Regions from separate parts of the Mus musculus genome. Here region 2 is linked to region 1. Evidence: chromatin loops called from intact Hi-C (ENCODE). Cell type or tissue: heart. All regions are shown on one strand. Each heading gives the region's core, and the rest is flanking DNA. Links, peaks and the distances in the headings are about the cores only. Region 1 overlaps Mast3 (microtubule associated serine/threonine kinase 3). Region 2 overlaps Homer3 (homer scaffolding protein 3).

Evidence for each region. Hi-C counts contacts between places; a loop is a spot of excess contacts. Peaks named below come from ENCODE experiments on the same cell type or tissue, not always from the same donor. Only the 100,000 strongest peaks of a DNase experiment are listed, where the experiment ranks them.
Region 2: it touches region 1 in a loop (6-fold over the local background); 1 of 42 quality-filtered maps calls a loop at or near these places.

The regions. Positions count from the first base shown.
Region 1 is chr8:70,777,206-70,781,585 of GRCm38, reverse strand. Mast3 (microtubule associated serine/threonine kinase 3) reads left to right here. Exons shown (of 26, transcript NM_199308.2): 21 at 1-74; 22 at 212-438; 23 at 595-717; 24 at 910-1,046; 25 at 1,132-1,313; 26 at 1,649-3,469. The coding sequence ends at 2,172. It overlaps 2010320M18Rik (RIKEN cDNA 2010320M18 gene), which reads right to left. Exons shown (of 1, transcript NR_029440.1): 1 at 3,980-4,380. Among named protein-coding and RNA genes, the nearest start is that of 2010320M18Rik, 2.5 kb to the right of the region's middle. In heart, for the core only: no CTCF peak of the experiment used is centred there; DNase peaks (open chromatin) are centred at 878 and 1,859; H3K4me3 peaks cover 1,083 bases; H3K27ac peaks cover 661 bases.
Region 2 is chr8:70,291,995-70,296,374 of GRCm38, reverse strand. Homer3 (homer scaffolding protein 3) reads right to left here. Exons shown (of 10, transcript NM_001146153.1): 10 at 2,014-3,400. The coding sequence ends at 3,209. It overlaps Ddx49 (DEAD box helicase 49), which reads left to right. Exons shown (of 13, transcript NM_001024922.2): 8 at 724-800; 9 at 911-1,008; 10 at 1,614-1,688; 11 at 2,288-2,376; 12 at 2,476-2,547; 13 at 2,688-3,509. The coding sequence ends at 2,867. Among named protein-coding and RNA genes, the nearest start is that of Ddx49, 8.3 kb to the left of the region's middle. In heart, for the core only: no CTCF peak of the experiment used is centred there; a DNase peak (open chromatin) is centred at 2,340.

The DNA.
Region 1 (4,380 bases), core at 261-4,260:
CTCCCCTGGTGGCAGTGGGGGTCGAGTGCCCAAGTCAGCCTCTGTGTCTGCCCTGTCCCTCATCATCACGGCAGGTGATATGTCACTTTTCCTTGTGGTGGGGTGCTTCTAGAACTGGACACAAGGCCAAGCGCCAGGGTGGGGGTCATGTGGCCACATGGGAGAAGAATAGAAACCCACATGTAATGAGTGTTCTTCCCACCCTCTACAGACGACGGCAGCGGGGGCCCTCTCATGAGCCCCTTGTCGCCCCGCTCGCTGTCCTCCAATCCCTCCTCCCGAGACTCCTCACCCAGCCGGGACCCATCACCAGTGTGTGGTAGCCTGCGGCCTCCCATCGTCATCCACAGCTCAGGCAAAAAGTATGGCTTCAGCCTGCGCGCCATTCGTGTCTACATGGGTGATAGTGACGTGTACACGGTGCACCATGTGGTCTGGGTGAGTCCTCGACAAACCCCTCACTATGGGACCTGGCTGTGGGAATCAGGGTGCTTGCCATCCCTGAGTGGGTCCTGCCATGGGCTTGTGGGGGTGTGGCCTGCTATACCTGACCTCCGTGCTTTGTCCGCCCACCCCCACCCCCACCCCTGGCAGAGCGTGGAGGAGGGGAGCCCTGCACAGGAGGCAGGACTGCGTGCTGGGGACCTCATCACACACATCAATGGGGAGTCAGTCCTGGGCCTGGTACACATGGACGTGGTGGAGCTGCTGCTGAAGGTGCGACCGTGGACCCCTGGCCTGAGTGTGTGCCCACTGCGCATCTTGGGCAGCTGTCCCTGACACCACGAGCCTTTTATGGCTGCACCTCCTCTATCCTGGGGTCCAGGGCAGAGGGGAACTGAGTGTCAGGTGCTGGACAGGTGCCATGGACCCTGGAAAGCTCTCAGGTGACTGGTGTTCCTTCCGCAGAGTGGCAACAAGATCTCCCTGCGCACCACGGCCCTGGAGAACACCTCCATCAAGGTGGGACCCGCGCGGAAGAACGTGGCCAAGGGCCGCATGGCCCGTAGGAGTAAGCGCAGCCGCCGGCGTGAGACCCAGGACCGGTGAGCAGGGAGGCAGGGAGGCAGGGAGGCCCCAGCAACTCCCAGACTTCTCAGCCTCCCTCACTGTTACCATGTCTGTCCCCAGGCGGAAGTCTCTGTTTAAGAGGATCTCAAAGCCATCTTCTGTGCTCCACACCAGCCGTAGCTTTTCCTCAGGCCTCCAGCACTCTCTGTCCTCCAGCGAGAGCCTCCCCGGATCACCCACTCACAGCCTGTCTCCCAGCCCCACCACGCCCTGCCGCAGCCCTGCCCCCGACGCCCCCACAGGTGGGCGGGCTCTCAGCCTGGCTTTATGAAACTCTGCCTGTGGATATGAATGTATACGCACGCCTGTGATAACAATCAGTAAGGAGTCATGGCTGTGCTTGAGTTCAGTGGATGGCTTGGTGGCCTTGTGTTCATTATTTAAGGGTCAGACTATGCAAAGAGGAGGCAGAGGTTTCTGGGAGGAGGGGGTGGGTCAGTGAGGCCTGGCTTTGAAGGGTGGGTAAGAGTTCATTAAAGCAAGGCCAAGGGTGGGTGGCAATACTGGAGGGCATAGGCAGTGCCAGTTTGGCCCCACCGCTAGGAGGGGGACACTGACCAATTCCTGTTGCCCACAGACACAGCATCCCCACCCAATGTGTCCCCAAGCTCCAGCAGCCCCGCTTCTCCAGCCACTGGTCACACCCGTCCCAGCTCCCTGCATGGCCTGGCAGCCAAGCTCGGACCACCTCGTCACAAGAGCGGTCGCCGCAAGTCCACAAGCAGTATCCCTCCATCTCCGCTGGCCTGCCCGCCCGTGCCCACGCCCCCGCCACGCTCACCATCCCCCCTTCCGGGGCACATCCCCATACCCGCCCGGTCTCCTAGGCTGCGTAGGGGCCAGTCAGCCGACAAGCTGGGCCTAGGCACCAGTGAGAGGCTGGATGGGGATGGAGGCCGGCGCGCCCGGGGGGCCGAGGCTGAGCTGGTCGTCATGAGGAGGCTGCATCTATCAGAGCGTCGGGATTCCTTCAAGAAGCAGGAGGCAGTGCAGGAGGTGAGCTTCGATGAGGAGCCTGGGCCGCCTCGCGGGGTGCCGAAGATCGCTGTGCAGGGTGCAGAGGCCACACCTGGAACCCCAGGACATGCCAGGAAAGACTGACCACCTCTGGCTGCAGTTCCTTATGCAGCTATCATCTTCACCAAGTCACACCTAGATGGGGTGCAGCTATCAGCCTGGGACTCGGCCGAGGGTGCCCCCTTCCCAGGAAGGGCTGGGATGGGGGTGCCAGTGACTTGTAAATAGCAAGCCCTCGCGACTAATTTATTACTTTTTATAAGCAATAGCCAGGCTGGCCCGCCTGGTGGACTCGGCTGTCTTGTCCTTGGCCCCTGGAGCACAGCCTACAGACCCTGTTCTCTGGGTCAAGGCAAAGCACTTTGGGCAACTTCTGTGTTTTCTAGTTTGTCCTTTCCGTGTGTGTGTGTGTGTGTGTGTGTGTGTGTGTGTGTGTGTGTGTGTGTGTGTGTGTATGTGTATGTCCATCCCATTCCCAACCCAAGACCCACTTGAAGGCACACAAAAGCTGGTCCCTACTGAGTTTTGACAGAATTTGGAAGCTGCACCCTAAAGCAGGCGGATCACCAATTCTGTGGCAGGCTATACTCTGAAGACTACCTTCTGTGTCTGAATAGCTCTCCTCAGACTGTCCTTACTCCACTCTGCCTGTGATCCTGCATGCTTCAGTTTAGGGGAAGTATGGGAACAAAGGACTTGGGGGATGAGGAATGCTCTGGTTTGAGGCAGAATAGCCCATATACCTTGCAGGAAGTAACTGACAGACCTAAGGGCCATCAAGGTGGGGAAGGTGTCCACTGCAGGGTGGGACAAAGCACTTGTCCCAAGTGAGGACCATGCCTGACCACCAACCCCTGCACCACAAAGTCTATGCCCATGTGCACGAGGCCCAGCATGGTGAGTGCCAGAGGACCGAGTGTGGACCCCAGCTATGCTGTGTAATTCTAGAGGAGTGTCTTTCCCATTCTGTGCCTCTTTACAGGACTAACCCCAGTGACTTGCACACTTCATGTGCACTGAGCACACCTGAATTCCCCCCAGCTTTGTGTGATCCAAGAAGCTGAGGTTCCTAAGGCCAGAGGCATGTCCCACAATGGTCCAGTAAGAGTGGCAGCCCAGGACAGGCTCTCCTAGCCCTACTGTGAGCATGGCCATGGGGGAGCCCAGACTCCCATGCTGTGTGATCTAGCAGCCATGTAGTAGGTTGCCAGTGGTGCAGCTCTACACACTCCACGAGGGGAATTCGCAGGCACTCAAACCCTCTGCACCTCCCTGACTCGCAGCCAGTACCTTCTGCTGGAAGGGAGACCAAGGCTGTGCATGAGTAGCCCTCTACCCATCTTGGAGCTGGCATCAAATAAAGTCCCATGAAGACATCTGATACTGGTGTGTGCATTTGTGAGTGGCTGGGGGTAGGGAAAAACTGATGGCTCGATATCATCTAAGTGAGTTTTGTTGGCTGTATAGGGGTTTGGTTAAACACTTAATCCAAGCCAGCCTGCATCCCAGCTACCTAGCAGGCTGGGATCCTGGCTAGGGCAATAGGGCAAAATCTCATCTCTAAAATGAAGTGTTTCCAGGCATGGCTGTATACACATGTAATCCTAACACTTGGAGGTGGGGGCGTGGGGAGGCACGAAGCAGAAGGATCATGAGTTCAGATACAGCCTGGGCTAATAACAAGACCCTGTTTCAAATAATAAAGCCAAAGGAATCAATGATTAAAAGCACTGGCTGCTCTTCTAGAGGACCCAGGTTGTATTCCCAGCACCTACATGGCAGCTCACAGCCGTAACTCAAGTTCTAGAGCATCCGATGTCTCTTCTAACTTCCACAGACACCAGGTACTCACAAGGCGCACAGTTGAACATGAAGAAAAACACAAAATCTTAAAAAGGAAAAATCCAAAACGCTGGGCGTCATAGCTCTTGCTTTTAATTCCAGTCGGGTTATACGCGGCTGTAATTTACTGAACCTGGATCCTGTGCAAGAGCAGTGAGCATGCTTAACTGCCGAACTCTCGCTGCAACCCCTCCGTCCCAATTTTCTACCCTAGTCTTTGCGGTGAGCTAAAATAGATAAATGAATCCCTCGGAAATCAGCCGAACAAGCTCGGCAACTTCTGGTTCTCTCCGTCTCGCCAGAGTCTGTCCGTATTTCCGGAAACAATCTCGCTTCCGGACGCTGATAAGCCGCATTCTCGCGCGTGTTGGGCCGGAGACACTTCGGCTGTTTCCGGACGCCTAGGGTTGTCATGGCAGTGCCTTCGCCTTCCATTCCTTCCACCAGCGG
Region 2 (4,380 bases), core at 194-4,193, 490 kb after region 1:
CCACAGCCATAGCCTCTCTGTGGTCTCAAATGTCACAACTCAGAGGCTGAGGATGTGGTTCAGTCGGTAGAGTAATGTTCAATTTTAGAGGGCTGTGGTTCATTTGGGAGAGTCCTTGCCTAGCATGGATGAGACCCTGGGTTCCATCCCCAACCCTGTTAACTGGGCATAGTGGTCTGTCACTCAGGAGGTGAGGCAGGAAGAGCAGAAGTTCAAGGCCAGCCTTGACTACATAGGAAGTTCAAGACCAGTTTAGGCTAATAGAGACCCTGTCTTTGGTTTTGGTGGGGTTGTTTGGTTTGGTTTTTGTTTGTTTGGGGGAGTTTGTTGGTTTTGATTTGTGGGGTTTTTTTTGTTTATTCATTTGGTTTGATTTTGCTTTCTTTTGTCTTTGGTACTTTGAGACAGGGCCTCTCTATGTAGCCCTGTTTGTCTTGGAGCTCCCTATGTAGACCAGGCTGTCCTCAAAATCATAGAGATCTGGCTGACTCTGCTTCCCAAATGCTGGGATTAAAGTGTGTGTTAGCATGCCTAGCACAGCCCTGCCCCCCCCCCAAAAAAAAACACAAAAGAAGACATCACAACACTGTGATACCGCTCCCCTCCTCATGTCATCCTGTTGTCCCCTTTGGCTCTGGGACCACCTTCCTCCCTGGTCTGGTCTCAGCCCTGTCCCCAGGCTTACTCCATCTGCTCACAAACCTTTTCTCACCTATGGCACAGAAAGAGCGCTTTGCGGCCCTGGCCAAATTCAAGTCCAGCATCTATCGGATTCTTATTGCCACTGACGTGGCCTCAAGGTGAGACCACCGTGGCACAAGCAATGAGACCAAGAAGCTGGGCGTGGGGAAGCTGAGTGTAAGCCTTGGTTTCCCTACATGGACTCCAGCTGAATGCTCTGTACCTCCAGGGGCCTGGACATCCCCACCGTGCAGGTGGTCATCAACCACAACACCCCTGGGCTTCCCAAGATCTACATCCATCGGGTTGGCCGCACAGCCCGTGCAGGTGAGCAGAGCCAGGTACGGGAGGTTCCAGCTGCAGTGGGAGGCACTGGAGAACTGGGTCTACCACTCAGTGGGAACAGCTTTCCAGTGTCCTGGCTTCCATCCCCAGCCTGATGCCTCACTGAGATGCTGACCCAGGGGCCAGGGGAGGCATCTGCTTTGATATTCCCTCGTGCCTGAATTGATGGGGCCAGACTGGACCTGCTATCCTGCCCCTGTGGGTTTTGGGAAGTCTGAGAGTGACCCTGTCTTAACAAATAATAAGCACTGAGAAGCTGGCTGCTGTGGGTCATGAGCCCTATCAGCCGACAGTCTCCTTCAGCTTGGTCACCACTGAAGAAAGAGCAGTAGAGGACTAAGCTGGCCTCCAGCCATAAAGGAAAAGCAGCTTGCTGTCGGCCCTCATAAAGGGCAGCTTAGCAGACCTGCTCCCTACTGTCTCTCAGCTTCCCAGTGTCCCCTCTGCCTGTCATATGCAGAGCCCACCCTAGGGGCAGCCCTAGTCCTCTTCACTGATTTCTTGCCTCTGCAGAGGTCCCTGGAGCTGATCAGCTGGGACAAGCCTGTTGATGGGGCCCAGGTTCTATGACAAATGTGTCCCCACAGGGAGGCAGGGGCAAGCCATCACACTGGTGACGCAGTATGATATCCACCTGTTGCATGCCATCGAGGAGCAGATCAGTAAGTGGGTAGGGTCCAGGGTGGGTCCTGTCCAAGCCTGGGAGATGAATTCCTCTCCCTAGCTTACCTTACCCTGGGATATCTATTCCAGTACTCACCCTGAAAATGCACCCTGCACACAGGACGCCAACCCTGAAGGTCCCTGTGTGGTTTGGAGGTTGACAAGGACATGAGTTCTCAGGCAGGCCCTACAACCTACGTTAAACAGCCACCAAGGCGGGCCATCTGGAGCTCCTTGTAGAAGCTCTTTCAGTTTAACTCACAGTGGCCTGAAGACCTGTGCTCACAATGCAGAGCCTGTCTCAGCCTCTCAGGGAGCCAGATCTCACTTCATTTACTTGTTCATTTGTTTATTCAGTCATTAATTTGAGACAGATTCTTGCTCTACAGAGCTGGCCTGGAACTCAGCTGGAACGAGTGATCCCCCTGCCTCCAACCTCCCAGTGCTGTGATGACAAGCATGTGCTGCCAAGCTTGGCAGCATTTTGCTTTTTCTAAATATCATCAGTCCACATTTGGTTGGATCCAGACATCCAGAGCTGGGGGTGCAGAGGGCTGGTTGCACTCCCAGCCCAACTCAGTGTTTCCTGTCCCTGCAGAGCAGCAGCTGGCAGAGCTGGTGGTGGAGGAGGCTGAGGTTCTACAAATCCTCACGCAGGTCAACGTAGTGCGAAGGGAGTGCGAAATAGTAAGTGTGGCCAGCCTGTCAGGGTAGGGTGGAGTGGGGTGAGGTGGGCGGGGCTTCCTGCCCCAGGCCTGACTGACCTGTTCCCCTCCCCACCCCTAGAAACTGGAGGCTTCGCATTTTGATGAAAAGAAAGAGATCAACAAGCGGAAACAGATGATCCTGGAGGGGAAGGTAGTATAGGGAGGCATGGGTATGCAGGGACAGGCATAAGAGTGTGGCCAGTAAGGGTGGGTGGGACCTGGGGTCGGGTAGGGGTGGGGGAGCCAGTCCCTGGGAAGCTGCCCAGTTACATTCTCAGCTCCCTTCCGCAGGACCCAGACCTGGAGGCCAAACGCAAAGCTGAGCTGGCCAAGATCAAGCAACAAAACCGACGCTTCAAGGAGAAAGTGGGGCAGACACTTCGGCGGCAGAAAGCAGGGAGCACTGTCCGACGGTCGCGTCCTCCCAGATCTCGGCCCCAAGAGCCAGCCCAGGCTGAGGCTCAGGACTGAGCTGTAAACCTGGTGCTGGTGGCCCCTGACTTCAGTAAACACTCTTTGAAGTTGTCAGTCTGACTTGAGAATGGGGTGGGATGAGTACAGGGCCTTCAGGTCTCAGGATCCCAAAGCCTCTGTTGCCCCATGGGGATGACTAGTGCAGCCTTCCCTCGCAGTGTCCCTGGGGCGCAGGGCAGCAGCAGCCAGGGACAGCAACGCCACACGTAGAAATGTAACCTGGGTAGAAGCACTGCCCAAGGATTCTAGAAAACTCTACACAGTGCAAAGCTCAGAGACAGCTGGGGTCCCCTGGCCCCTGCCAGGGCGCCTTGAGGCCGCAGACACTCCATGGCAGACTAGGGTGCTGCCTCTGCCAGGCGTGCCAGGCCTTCACGCAGCTCGCTGAGCTCAAACAGCCGAACATCCAGCAGCTGCGCAGCCCGGCCCACCTCCGCCCGTGCGCGCTCCCGCTCGGCCCGCGCCTCCTCCAGGTTGCACTCCATCGACCGCAGCTGCTGCTCCAGCTCTGCATTCCGGGTCTCCAGGTCCTACACGGGGAAGACGGGGTGGGGTGGAAGCTCTGGTTGCCAGTTATGGCTGATGTGGCCCATGGCTCTCACCGGGTCAGTAAAGTGCCATTAAAGTGTGAAGTACTGAGTTTGGAATCCAATAGCTACATACAAAGCATGGCTGGCAAGCATTTGTAATCCCACTGCTGGGAAGACAGGCAGGATTCCTAGAGCATACTGGACAACCTAAGCATCCCCAGGCCAGTAAGAGACACTGTTTCTTCCTATTCTTTTATTTTTTTTTTGATTTTTTTTTTTTGGAGATAGGGTTTCTTTGTGTAGCCCTGGAACTCACTCTGTAGACCAGGCTGGCTTCAAACTCAGAAATCCTGCCTCTGCCACCTAAGTGCAGGGATTAAGGGCATGCACTGCCACTGCCTGGCTAGAGACCCTGTTTCTAAAAACAAGATGGACTGTAGAGATGGGTCAGTGGGTAAGAGTATGAACTTCTCCAGAAGACCTGAGTTCACTTCCAAGCACTGGTGTACAATACCACACATGTAACTAAATCTTAAAGCTACATGCACTGCATGTCTCACAGGCCTTTAACCCAGCACTCGGGAAGCTGCTGCTAGAGACACAGTCAGTATGAAAAACAAAAACCCCAAGATGAAGGTTTAATCCCCAGTACCCACATGATAGAAGGAGGGAAGAATGCTTAATAGCATGCTCTGGAGCCAAGCACTTTTAATGAAGTGGGCAGTGGAACTAAAGAGATGGTTACCTGAGGGCCCTGAATTTCAGTTGCCTTTCACCCACACATAATCTAATGCCCACAGCCACTGCCAGCAGCTGTAACCTCAGGGTGGGAGAGCAGGGTCCCACTGTTGATTGACTCAGCACCCAGCCATTCTGGTAGTAAGATAGTCTCAAAGGATGGTGTGCAAAGAAACTGAGGAAGACAGCAGCTCCAGCTTCCATACACATGCATGCGCATCTGTACCCACATGGGATGTATG